Regions from separate parts of the Homo sapiens genome. Here region 1 is linked to region 2. A link is a contact called in ENCODE Hi-C or POLR2A ChIA-PET data. All regions are on one chromosome and are shown on one strand. Each heading gives the region's core, a stretch centred on a gene start or an enhancer-like site at or near the end of the contact. The rest is flanking DNA. Distances are from core to core; before and after follow the strand shown. Region 1 overlaps GRIK5 (glutamate ionotropic receptor kainate type subunit 5). Region 2 holds the start of ERFL (ETS repressor factor like).

Region 1 (5,542 bases), core at 684-3,183, 96 kb before region 2:
GGAGGTGGAGGTTGCACTGAGCCATGATTGCACCACTGCACTCCAGCCTGGGTGACAAGTGAGACTCCGTCTCCAAAAATAATGATAATAATAATAATAATAAATAGGGCCGGGTGCGGTGGCTCATGCCTGTAATCCCAGCACTTTGGGAGGCTGAGGCAGGCGGATTACCTGAGGTCAGGAGTTCGAGATTAACCTGGCCAACGTGGTGAAACCCCATCTCTACTAAAAAAATATTAGACAGGTGTGGTGGCATCTGCCTGTAGTCCCAGCTACTCGGGAGACTGAGGCAGGAGAATTGCTGAAACCCAGGAGGCAGAGGTTGAGCTACAGAGCAAGACTTGGTCTAAAAAATAATAATAATAATAAAAAGAACAAGGCGCTGTGTCTCATGCCTGTAATCCAAGCACTTTGGGAGGCTGAGGCAGGAGGATCACTTGAGCCCAGCAGTTCGAGACCAGCCTGGGGAACATAGCCAGACCCTGGTCTTTCTAAGAAATAAACAAAATTAGTCAGGCGTAGTGGCTCGCACCTGTGGTCCCAGCTACTCAGGAGGCTGAGGTGGGAGGATCACTTGAGGAGTTCAAGGCTGCAGTGACTTATGATTGCACCACTGTGTTCCAGCCTAGTTAACAAAGCAAGACACTGTCTCTAAAAAGAAAAATACAAACAAGCAGAGTCATTGCAGAATTTATTTATTTATTTTTAGTTTTAGTAGAGATGGGGTCTTGCTACATTACCCTGGCTGATCTTGAACTTTTGGCTCAAGCAATCCTCCTGACGGCCTCTCAAAGTGCTGGGTTAACAGGCATAAGCCACTGTGCCCAGCCCGTTGCAGAATCTAAGCAGGAAAATACTGTGACCAGACTGTCATATGTTGGTATCTCTGGGGCTGCAGGCTGTGTGTCCTGGGAGGCAGAGACCAGCTATTCAGTCAGAGATGGTGGCCTGGGCGGGTGTGGGCAGTGGAGGCAGAGGGCAGTGACTCCGTTCCGGAGGTGTTTAGGGGTCAAAATCAGGAGGCTTGAGGATGGATGCAGTGAGGGGTGAGGGAGAGGCTGTGTACAGGACAACCCCCATGTTTCTGTCTGGGATGGTGCTGGCTGGAAGACTGGATGTGGAGCAGTGTCAGGGAGAGGTGGAGGCTGCTGCCGCCGCCATATTGGCCAGAGGTTCAAGGACTCACTGACTCCTCCCATCAGTCAGCCCTCATTTCTTGAACTCCCTGGGATCCAGGGAGGAGTCACTCACCTGGGCCAGACCTCAGACACCCCCAGCCATGGAGCGACCAGGGCAGCAGGCAGATAAAGCCCCTAGGAGGGGAGTGGTTCCGAATCCAAGGGTCAACTGTGGCAAGAGGCTTAGTCTCTGTGCCTCAGTTTCCTCATGCGTAGAATGGTAGAAATGGAGGTCCCTCTGCATTGGGTTGCTCTGGGGACCAGTCTACTCTGGGGAAAACCCTGGGACAGTGGCTGCATGGGGTAAGTGCTGTGTGCATGCAAGCGTCTGACTGCGTGAGGTTTCATTGTGGCACCAGGGAAGAAGAGGTCTCTGCATCTGGGAGGGCCCCAGAGGAAGCAGCAACATTCCTGGGTTTCAGCGGAGGAGGATGGGACATGAGACACAGCAGATCCTGCTCTAAGCTGGCCCCTGAGCAGTGCCAGAAACACATGACATGTCCAGCTGGCCTTGCTTCTGAAACGCCTGTGGTTTAGCAGCAGAGGCAGAGAAGAGACAGATATTTTCCAAATTGAGCAAGTTGTTGAGATCAAGTGGTGTCCAGGGAGTGGGGGTCCATGAATGGCTTCCCAGAGGAGTGAAGGTGTGAGGAGCCCTGGAGGGATGGATGGGATCCAGCTCTACAGAGTGGACAGGCGCCTCAGGCGTAGCCAGAAAGAAGCTGGCACGAGAGAGAGGGGTGGCGAGTGGCCCAGGAATGCGGTGGGGGAGCCGTCGGCTGCCTGGAATGCCAGTCAGAGAGGCTGTACTCGGTCAAACCCGAGCAGGATCTGTTGGGAACCTGCTCTCTGCGGGCTCTGGGCTGCCTCACTGAGCCAGACAGGCAAGGAACCTGTATGGAGTGAAGACAGCCTATTACCAAGCACCTGAGTAAGGCCATCTCCAGTCGTGCTAAGAACAGGACAATGAGGCCAGGCGCGGTGGCTCACGCCTGTAATCCCAACACTTTGGGAGGCTGAGGTGGGCAGGTCACCTGAGGTCAGGAGTTCAAGACCAGCCTAACCAATATGGTGAAACCCCGTCTCTACAAAAAATACAAAAATCAGCCGGGCATGGTGGCATGCCCCTGTAATCCCAGCTACTCGGGAGGCTGAGGCAGGAGAATTGCTTGAACCCAGGAGGCAGAAGTTGCAGTGACCTGAGATTGCACCAGTGCACTCCAGCCTGGGTGACAGAGTGAGACTCCATCTCAAAAAAAAAAAAAAAAGGGCCAATGGGGAATGTGAGAGAGACCCTAGAGTGGGAGTGAGGTGGGGTCTGGAGGCTGCTTTGGGGAGGGCTGAAGGGGTGGGTGTGATGGGAGCCTGGAACGGGGAAGAAGAGCTTGGGGGAGAGCATGTGCAAAGGCTCTGAGGCGGGCATGAGCCTGCTGCATTGAGGAAAGAACGGGCCATCATGGCTGGAGCACAGCTGGCAAGACAGAAGATATGAGGGGAGGCTGGCAGGGCAGCTGAGCCCTAGGTCGCCAGGGCCTCTTGGCCATGAGAAGGTTTTGTCTTAAGTGCTGGGGGAAGCCATGGCAGGTTTTAAACAGGAGACTGTCCTCTTGGCTTATATGTGAGGAATGGACTGGGAGGTTATGAGTGGCGGCAGGGGGCGCCGATGAGGCGGCCAGTGCTGTAGTCAGGAGTGAGATACCAGTGGCCCAGGCCCGGGTGGTGGAGTTGTAGAGAAATGGACAGATCTGAGGAGTGTTTCGGGAGCAGAGCCCCTGTCCTTGCCCAGCCCAGCAAGAGGCAGGTGTCTGGCCCGAGGCATGGCCCCAGGAATGAGTGAGGAGAAGGCCAGTGTGGGAACAAAGGATGGGGGCCCTTAGGCTTTCAGGAGGAAGTGGGGTCTTGAGCTCCTGGCCCCAGGACTGGAGCCCACCTGAAAGGCCATTGCTTCCTCCTCTCTGAAATGAGGATGTGGCCACCATGCAGGGCCTTGCTAGGACAGACCCCCAGTGGGTGCTTAAAATAATTGGAGTCCTATATTAGCTGTGATGATTTCCACGACAATTCACGTATTAGTCATAAAAGTGGCAAGTGTACAACAAAGGGGATGGAAGCTCCCTATGCTCAACACCCAGGAATTCCCAGAGAGATTCTCCGAATCCACATTCTGGGCCCCTGCCACACTGCCGCCTCTGGATGATGCTTCAGGGCTGTGCTGTCTCACTCTGCTCCTCGGTTTTATCGAGGCTGGTGCCATCTCTCCCGTACCCGGCTTTAGCTGTTTAGCCTGCGCCATCTCCCTCTCTGCTTGGGGTCATCTTTGGGGTCTGTGTCCTTTCTCCCCGACCCTGGATTTCACAGTGGGCCTGTCTGCTCTCTCTTTGACCGTGGATTTTGTTTTCAGCCTGTGCCACCTCTCTCTACCTGGTGGTTATCATTTGTGCCTGTGCCATCTCTCACCAACCTTGGGTTTGTATCTGGGTCCTGTGCCATCTATTTCTGATTCCAGCTGAAGTTTTGGGCCTGGGCCATCCCTCCTTCATCCAGGGTTGTGCTTTGGTACCAGTGTCGTCTCCTGACCAGGATGCTGTTTGGGGCTTGTGCCCTATCTCCCTGACTATACACTGGGCCGGGGCCTGGGTTATGTCTCCACTGGCTGTGGGCACATGCTGACCTGCACCCTTCCTCCCCACCCGGGGTCATTTCTGGGCCCTGCCTCCTCTCTCCCTGCTCTGTGTTCTGTCCGGGCCTGTATTATCTCGAGTGCTGTCAGTCTCAGCCCCTTCAGGACCTTGGCTCTTTTATGGCCCTAGGGAGAAGTTGCTGCTTGAATTGGAGTTTGGGGAACCCCTCCATCCCCAGCCCTTGATGCTGGGACACAGTTGAGGCCTAGGGGACGGAGTCAGTGTGTCTGGAGACGTGAGATGATGAGGATGGACATGCGATGAGGGTCCGATTTCAGGCCCAAGGTGGGCTCCTGGAGTCAGTCCATGCTCCTGGCCCCTCCCCCTCCCTACCTCTCTCTCTCTCGCCTCCCTCAGTTGCTCACTCTCCGTGCATTTCTCTCTAACTGTCCACTTCTGTCTTCCCCTCTGTCCCCCTCCACCCCTGCCCGGCTTCCCCTCCAGCAGAAGGCAGACCTGGCTGTGGCCGCCTTCACCATCACAGCTGAGCGGGAGAAGGTCATCGACTTTTCCAAGCCCTTTATGACCCTGGGGATCAGCATCCTCTACCGAGTGCACATGGTATGGTTCCCCTGGAGACCATGGGCTGCTTGCCTGGCATGGAGGCTCAGGGCCTGCGAGTGGGAGCCAGACAGCCCCAGGACCTCAGATGGGCCGGTCAGGCTCCCAGGTCCCTGGTAGGGCAGGGGCTGGGTGTGAGGCTCAGGCCAGGGGTGTCTCCGGGTCTCACTCCCTCTCCCCACAGGGCCGCAAGCCTGGCTACTTCTCCTTCCTGGACCCCTTCTCCCCTGCTGTGTGGCTCTTCATGCTTCTTGCCTACCTGGCTGTCAGCTGCGTCCTGTTTCTGGCTGCCAGGTGAGTCCACTGCCTACTGGGAAGGAAGGGGCTGGAGGAGGCACGAGCCGAGGCCTCTGGGACCGACCTGCCTCTTCTCTCTCGGAACTGTCCTTGGCCTCCCCTTTGGGGCCTCGGATTCCCTGTGCCCTCCTTTCTCAGTTTTGTGCCCTGTGTCTGAGTCTCATTCTTCCCCTTGTGGCTCTGACTGTGCTCTGTGGTTCTCTGTTCAGGTCTCTCCCCTTCCCGCCTCTCCCTTTTTTGCCTCCTCCCTTCTCTATTTCTCTCTGAGTATCTCTGTGTCTCTCTCTGCCTCTTCTGTCTCCATCTCTGTGCATCTCTCTCTGCCTTTTCTCTGTGTGCTTCTGTCCATCTTGCTCCTTTTTCCATCTCTCCCCCTTTCTTCTGATCACTGTGACTTTCCTTTGCTTCTTTCCTTTTCCTCCCCACCTGGGCTCTGGGCCCCATCCACACGCTGCACGTCTCTCCACAGGCTGAGCCCCTATGAGTGGTATAACCCACACCCATGCCTGCGGGCACGCCCCCACATCCTGGAGAACCAGTACACGCTGGGCAACAGCCTGTGGTTTCCCGTGGGGGGCTTCATGCAGCAGGGCTCGGAGATCATGCCCCGGGCGCTGTCCACGCGCTGTGTCAGCGGAGTCTGGTGAGAAGCTTTCTATCTGCCTCTGCCCGGGGCGAGGGAGGGACCCATCTGAGGCCTGGATGGGGTTGGGGCTGTGGCATCTCCTGGAAGATTTGATTCCCCGTTTTCCCTTGCAGAGCTGTGTGACGAGGAATGGGGTGGGGAGAGCTGAGCTCCAGCTCTGCCGCTTACTGGCTATGTGA
Region 2 (5,093 bases), core at 2,033-4,532:
CGGAGGGGTCCTCTTGCTCTTGGGGGTTTCAAGAGTCTAGAGGATATTACAGACCCCAGAGGTATGCTCTCTCCTTCACGGGTAATAAATTCAGTCCACTGGGTGTTAGAGGCTGGTGAGGGTATTCTCCTGCTCCCTCTCTCTGTCTCCCTCTCTCCTAGGGGGCATTAAACACCCTGAGGGCGTCCTCTCTCAGTGGGGTATTAACTACAGTCTTCTGCTGCTGCAGCCTCCCTGGGGATGTTAAGTACAGCTTAACGATCCCCCTCCTGTGAGACGCTTCCTTCAGCCAAGTAGGCAGAGTTGGCAACACTGCTAACGAGGGAACGTGTGCCCCTGCCGGCCGCGGGCGTGCTGTGCAGTGAGGGGTCTCTTTCACTGAGCACCTACTATGTGCCTTACACAGCGCTGCACGCTCTGGTCTCCTTTTCACAAATCCTCCCGAACCCTAGGACTCAGAGAGGGAGCATAAATTACTCCAAAATGCACAGCCCCCAGAGGTGTTCCAGAAATCAAGACGGTGTCTTCTGGGGGTGGGGGGTGCTGAGGGTGTTCTAAACAGTCAGACGGGTGCTGTTCCCATTCCTACCGGTGTGTGGGATGCACAAGGCAATGGGTCCTGGCCCCCCCAACCCCAGCCCCAAGAGCATCAGAGCTCTCCTTGGGGGGTCCTCCCCACCCTCTGATTGGGCATTGCAAGACCCTCAAAGGTGTTAACATTACAGTCCAGGTGTTTCTGACACCTGGGGACGTTTTCCTGTCTCCCAGAGGGGCGTGGTTTAGAGATAAAGTCTTAAAGCCCTATTGACTGATGGTCTTTGCTATCTTAAGGGTGTCTGTCCCTCACATTCCAAAGATGTTCTATTTTCCAGTAGGGTGTCGTGTATGGTGTGATAAACTGTATCTCTCCAGAGGATGTCCTATCTTACTGAAGGGTGTTATCTACAGTCAATTGAGCTCTTTCTGCTTAGAAGGTGTTCTGTCCCTCTTCACAGGGGTTTAATGGTCATGAAATGCATTCCAGTTGGTGTACTTGAAGCCTTAATGGTGTCCCAGCTCTCTTGAAGGGTGTAGCCAAGGAGTCATATCTACCCAGAGGGTGTCACCTTTCTCCCAAAGGGTGTCCTGTGTGGGAGGAGTCCTGCCTTCCAGAGGGTGTTCCGGAACCTCCTCCTTGGCTTTCAGAGCCAAGAGGGGGCTCTGTAGTGTGCTGGGTGTAGAGGGGGAATGCTCTCTGTAGTGTGCTGGGTGTTACAGATAAACTCAGAGATAGACACAGATACACATACACAGACCTGCCATCTACACACGCAGCACACACGTGCATACCGTAATACAGGAAGTGGGAACACACGACCCGTACATGGAGACATTCAGGCACACGCACAGAAACATATGCACAAACACTGTAGCTGGTGACCTGTGTTCAAGTAGGCTGTGGACAGTCCCGGGGCTGTTATGGACACCCAGAGAACCATGGCTCTGGGGGAAAGGGTCGTAAATGGAGCCCAGTGAAGCCTGTTGGCTCCTTGAAAGAATGTTCCCTTTCAGACAAGTGAAGGTACAGACAAGTGAAGGAATTCTTGTTATCTGGCAAAATTCTTAATATTTTTAATGAGATTATTCGGAAGCAGCAAGCTCACAGCAAATGCGTGTTTACTTGGTACTTGGTGCAGTACCAGCTGTGCTCCATGCGCCCTGCGGTTTAACCTTCCCAACCACTCTAGGAGGGAGGTCATTATTGTCCCATTTTGCAGATGAGGAAACTTGAGGCTCGGGGATGTTTAGCGACTTGCCTGAGTGAGTGGTGAGCGGGAGTGAGGCTGAACCTTCTCTGTCAGGCAGGGCTGAAGTTCTCTTCTAGCCTCTCAGCACCTCGGTCTCAGCACCTGGGCGCTGGTGGGGTTGGTGAGATCCGACAGAGCTGTCCTGGCCCCTGAATATCCACCTGGGGACTGCTGTCTTGCCGTGAGACCTATTTTCCCCTCTAGGGGTAGAAGCCTCCAGGGGCTGCCCAGGTGAGAGCTGCCTTTCCCCAGAGAAGGTGGTGTGGGACTTGGCGGGGCGGAGCCTGACCTGGGAATGGGAGAGAAAAGTCGGGGGTGGTGGGTTGGGGAGTGGAAGCGGGAGAGAGGGCAGGGTGAGGGGCAAGGGGCGAGGGGCAAGGGGCAAGGGAGGGAATAGGAGGGTAGACAGTGAGGGTGAGGGTCAGGTTGGGCCAGGAGGTCCGGCCGGCCGGGAGCTGAACTGTGGGTCTGACCCGCCCTGAGGCTGGTCGATATTGACTTGTTATTTCAATGGGAGCAGATCTGGCTGGGCAGGGCCCTTTCCTGTCACTGTAGGTGTGCGTGTGTGTGCCTGTGACCTTGTGGGAGTGTGAAGGGGAGTGTCAGTGTGCCAGCCCTGGGTTCTGCCTATGTGTTAGTGAGGGCTTGTGTGTCCAGGCTGTGTGTTGGGAGTGGAGTGTGGCTGTGTGTGCATCTGGTTGTCTTTGTGTCCAGTTTGTGGGTCAGTGGATCAGGGAGTGGCTGTGGGTTGGGGAAGGTGTGGTGTGCAGGCTGTGTTTGTGCATATGTTTCTCTGTGTGTGCCTGAATGTCTCCGTGTACCGGTTGTGTTTCCACTTCCTGTATTACGGTCCGCATGTGTGTGCTGCGTGTATAGATGGCAGGTCTGTGTGTGTGTGTCTGTGTCTGTCTCTCTGTAGGGTTGTGTGTCCCTGAGTGTGTGTTTGCACTGTCTTACTGTATCCATATGTCCCTCTGTCCGTGTATCTCCTATCCAGGCTGCGTGTGTGCGGGTCCGTGTTCCAGTCCCGGTCCAGGCTTGCGTGTCCAGCAGGGGTCCTGGACGCATCGTCGCCACCTCCACCTCGCGCCTGTCCGTTTGTCCGCGCGTCCACTTAGGGAGGAGCGGGGCGGAGGAGAAGGGAAGGGGAGAGGAGGGGGGTCTCTCCACCTCTCCACCCACCCCCGCCCCACCCCCACTCCCTCAGTCCCGGGATCGAACCTTATTTAGAGTCGCGATTCGACATCTGTTTTCAAATTTGATCAGCTCTGAACTTTATTTTCCGAGTTTGAGGAAAATTATATTCCATCGATCGCGCCCCCGCCCCCTCCCCCGCGCCGCCGCCGCCGCCTCCATATATCTGCGAGCCGAGCCCGGCCGGGCGGCCGCGAGGGCGGGAGGCGCGCGGCGCGCAGAGGAGTGGAGGGAGGAGGAGGAGAACGAGGAGGAGGAGGAGCAGGAGGAAGAGGAGGAAGAGGAGAAGGCGCAGGAGGCAGGGCCGCCCCGCGCCCCCAGCCGGCCAGGCTGTCCCCGGCGCGCGCCCGCCCGCGCTCGCTGTGCTGAGCTCCAGCCCGGAGCTCCGTCCTCAGCTCTCCCCGTCTCTGCTCTCTTTGCGCGTCTATCTCGCTGTCTCTCTCCCTCTCTGCATCTCCCCGTCTCTGCTCGTCTCCCCGTCTCTGTCTCCTTGGCTGTCTCTCCGTCTCTGAGTCTCTCCTGTCCCGGCGTCTCAGAGACTCCCTCTCCTCGTCCTCTGGGTCTCTGCCTCCCCGGGGCTCCGGGCATCTCCCCCCACCCCGCCCCTCGCCCCGGTGCCCCCTCCCCAGGACGCCGCGGGGGCCATGGCTGCGGGATCCGAACTTTAAACACTTCTCCCCGGACCGGAGCGGATGCGAAAAGCCCAGAAAGTGAGTGAGCGCCGCGGCCGGCGCAGGGGCGGGGAGGGGGCGGGGATTCCCGCCCCAGGAGGGGGCGGGCGCGGGGGTGGTCCCGGGAGGCCTGAGAAGCTGGGCCTCCGAGCCGGTGGAGGGGTAGGCGGATGGGGTCATCCGCCCCGGCTGTAAGGGGCAGGTGGGGCAGCGCCCAACTCTGGGAAGGTGGGAGGCGGGTAGCGCTAGAGGTGCGGCCTCGGGACAGGGGTGCGAGATTTGGGGGCGGGGAGGGAGAGCGAGTGAGAGCCACGGAGATGGGGTCTGCAAGAGACTGGACTGAAAATCTGGGAACGGGGGTTGGTGGCCGACCTGAAGGTGGATTTGGATGTTTGGGGCTGAGGAGTCTGGATATTTGGGGCTAGATTCTGAGTGGGGTTTAGAGGTCAGGGCTGAGGGCTTGCATATTTGGGACCTAGGGGCTCAAAGCCAAGAGACTGGACACTTGGGGCGGAAGATCTAGATATCTGAGGTTGGGAGCTGACTGGGGCTGGGAGTCAGGACTGGGGGTGTGGATATCTGGGACTGGGGATCAGCATAGGAGTTTGGACTTGAGGGGGCCAGAAGTCTGGATTTGGAGTTGGAGTTCAAAGCTAAGGGTCTGCGAATTTGGATCTGGATATCTGGGGTCTGGATATTTGGTATGAGGGGTCACAGGGTCTGTGGGAAGGACATTTGGGCCAATTCTGGGGTCTGCACACTTCGGGGCAAGGAGTACAGGCCTGGCCCTGACCTTCGTGGGGCCGGGGCCCTCTGGGACACCCTTTCTATCATTCCACCACTGTCGCAGGGCCCTGCTGGGCCACTTCTGTTATCTCTCCCCTGGCTGGGTCTCTCCTCACTGTCTCTCTGTCTCTGTCTCTCACAGCATCTCTGTGTCCACCTCTAACTCTCCCAGGATCTGTCTCTCTATCTCTGTCTCTCACAGCATCTCTCTCTTCCTTTTTGGGTCCAACTCTTAAGACTATCTCTCTCTAAATCTCTGTGCTTATCTCTCCCTGTGTCTCTTCCTTTCTCGGCATCTATCTCTCTCTCTTCCTTTCTCGGCATCTCTTTCTATCTCTCTCTCTCTGCCTCTTTCTGTCTCTTACTGTCTCTCTGTCTCTGTCTCTCCCAGCATCTCTGTCTCTGTCTCCCCCTCGCTGGTTTCCGCTCAGATTAAGCCGGGGACCTAATTCCAGGCCCAGGATCGAATTTTCTGGCAACAAAGGGAAATAGCGAATCGATCGGTCGCTCTGGAGATTAAGAGACAAGCGGCGCGCGGATCTATCACGGCTAAACGGCCCCCCCGCCCGCTCCCCCCTCCCGGCCGGCCGCCGCGGCCCAGACGCGCTCCGCATCGCCAAGCAGCCTCAGGGGCCCTGGCTGCCCGGCAGGCCAG

The links. A loop is a pair of places that touch in the nucleus more often than their neighbours do. ChIA-PET counts read pairs that join two places held with the same protein, here RNA polymerase II (POLR2A). Pooled maps may share reads with other maps.
Region 1: a loop to region 2 is called in a pooled map, with 2.1 times the contacts of the local background. The contact joins the enhancer-like site here to the promoter of ERFL in region 2. A Hi-C loop is called at or near these places in 3 of 50 pooled maps. POLR2A ChIA-PET finds 5 or more read pairs at or near these places in 3 of 52 experiments (BJ, WTC11 and activated B cell).

What each region holds. Positions count from the first base shown.
Region 1 is chr19:42,021,119-42,026,660 of GRCh38, reverse strand. It overlaps GRIK5 (glutamate ionotropic receptor kainate type subunit 5), which reads left to right. Exons shown (of 20, transcript NM_002088.5): 13 at 4,307-4,420; 14 at 4,605-4,714; 15 at 5,187-5,360. Among named protein-coding and RNA genes, the nearest start is that of ATP1A3, 30 kb to the right of the region's middle. Within about 2 kb of position 1,933, at least 6 of the 41 ENCODE cell types and tissues checked have a DNase peak (open chromatin) inside an H3K27ac peak, as active enhancers do.
Region 2 is chr19:41,926,638-41,931,730 of GRCh38, reverse strand. It overlaps ERFL (ETS repressor factor like), which reads left to right and starts at 3,282. Exons shown (of 6, transcript NM_001365103.2): 1 at 3,282-3,691. It also overlaps a transcript of ARHGEF1 not described here. RefSeq lists enhancers at 1-520, 2,385-2,885 and a silencer at 3,157-3,336.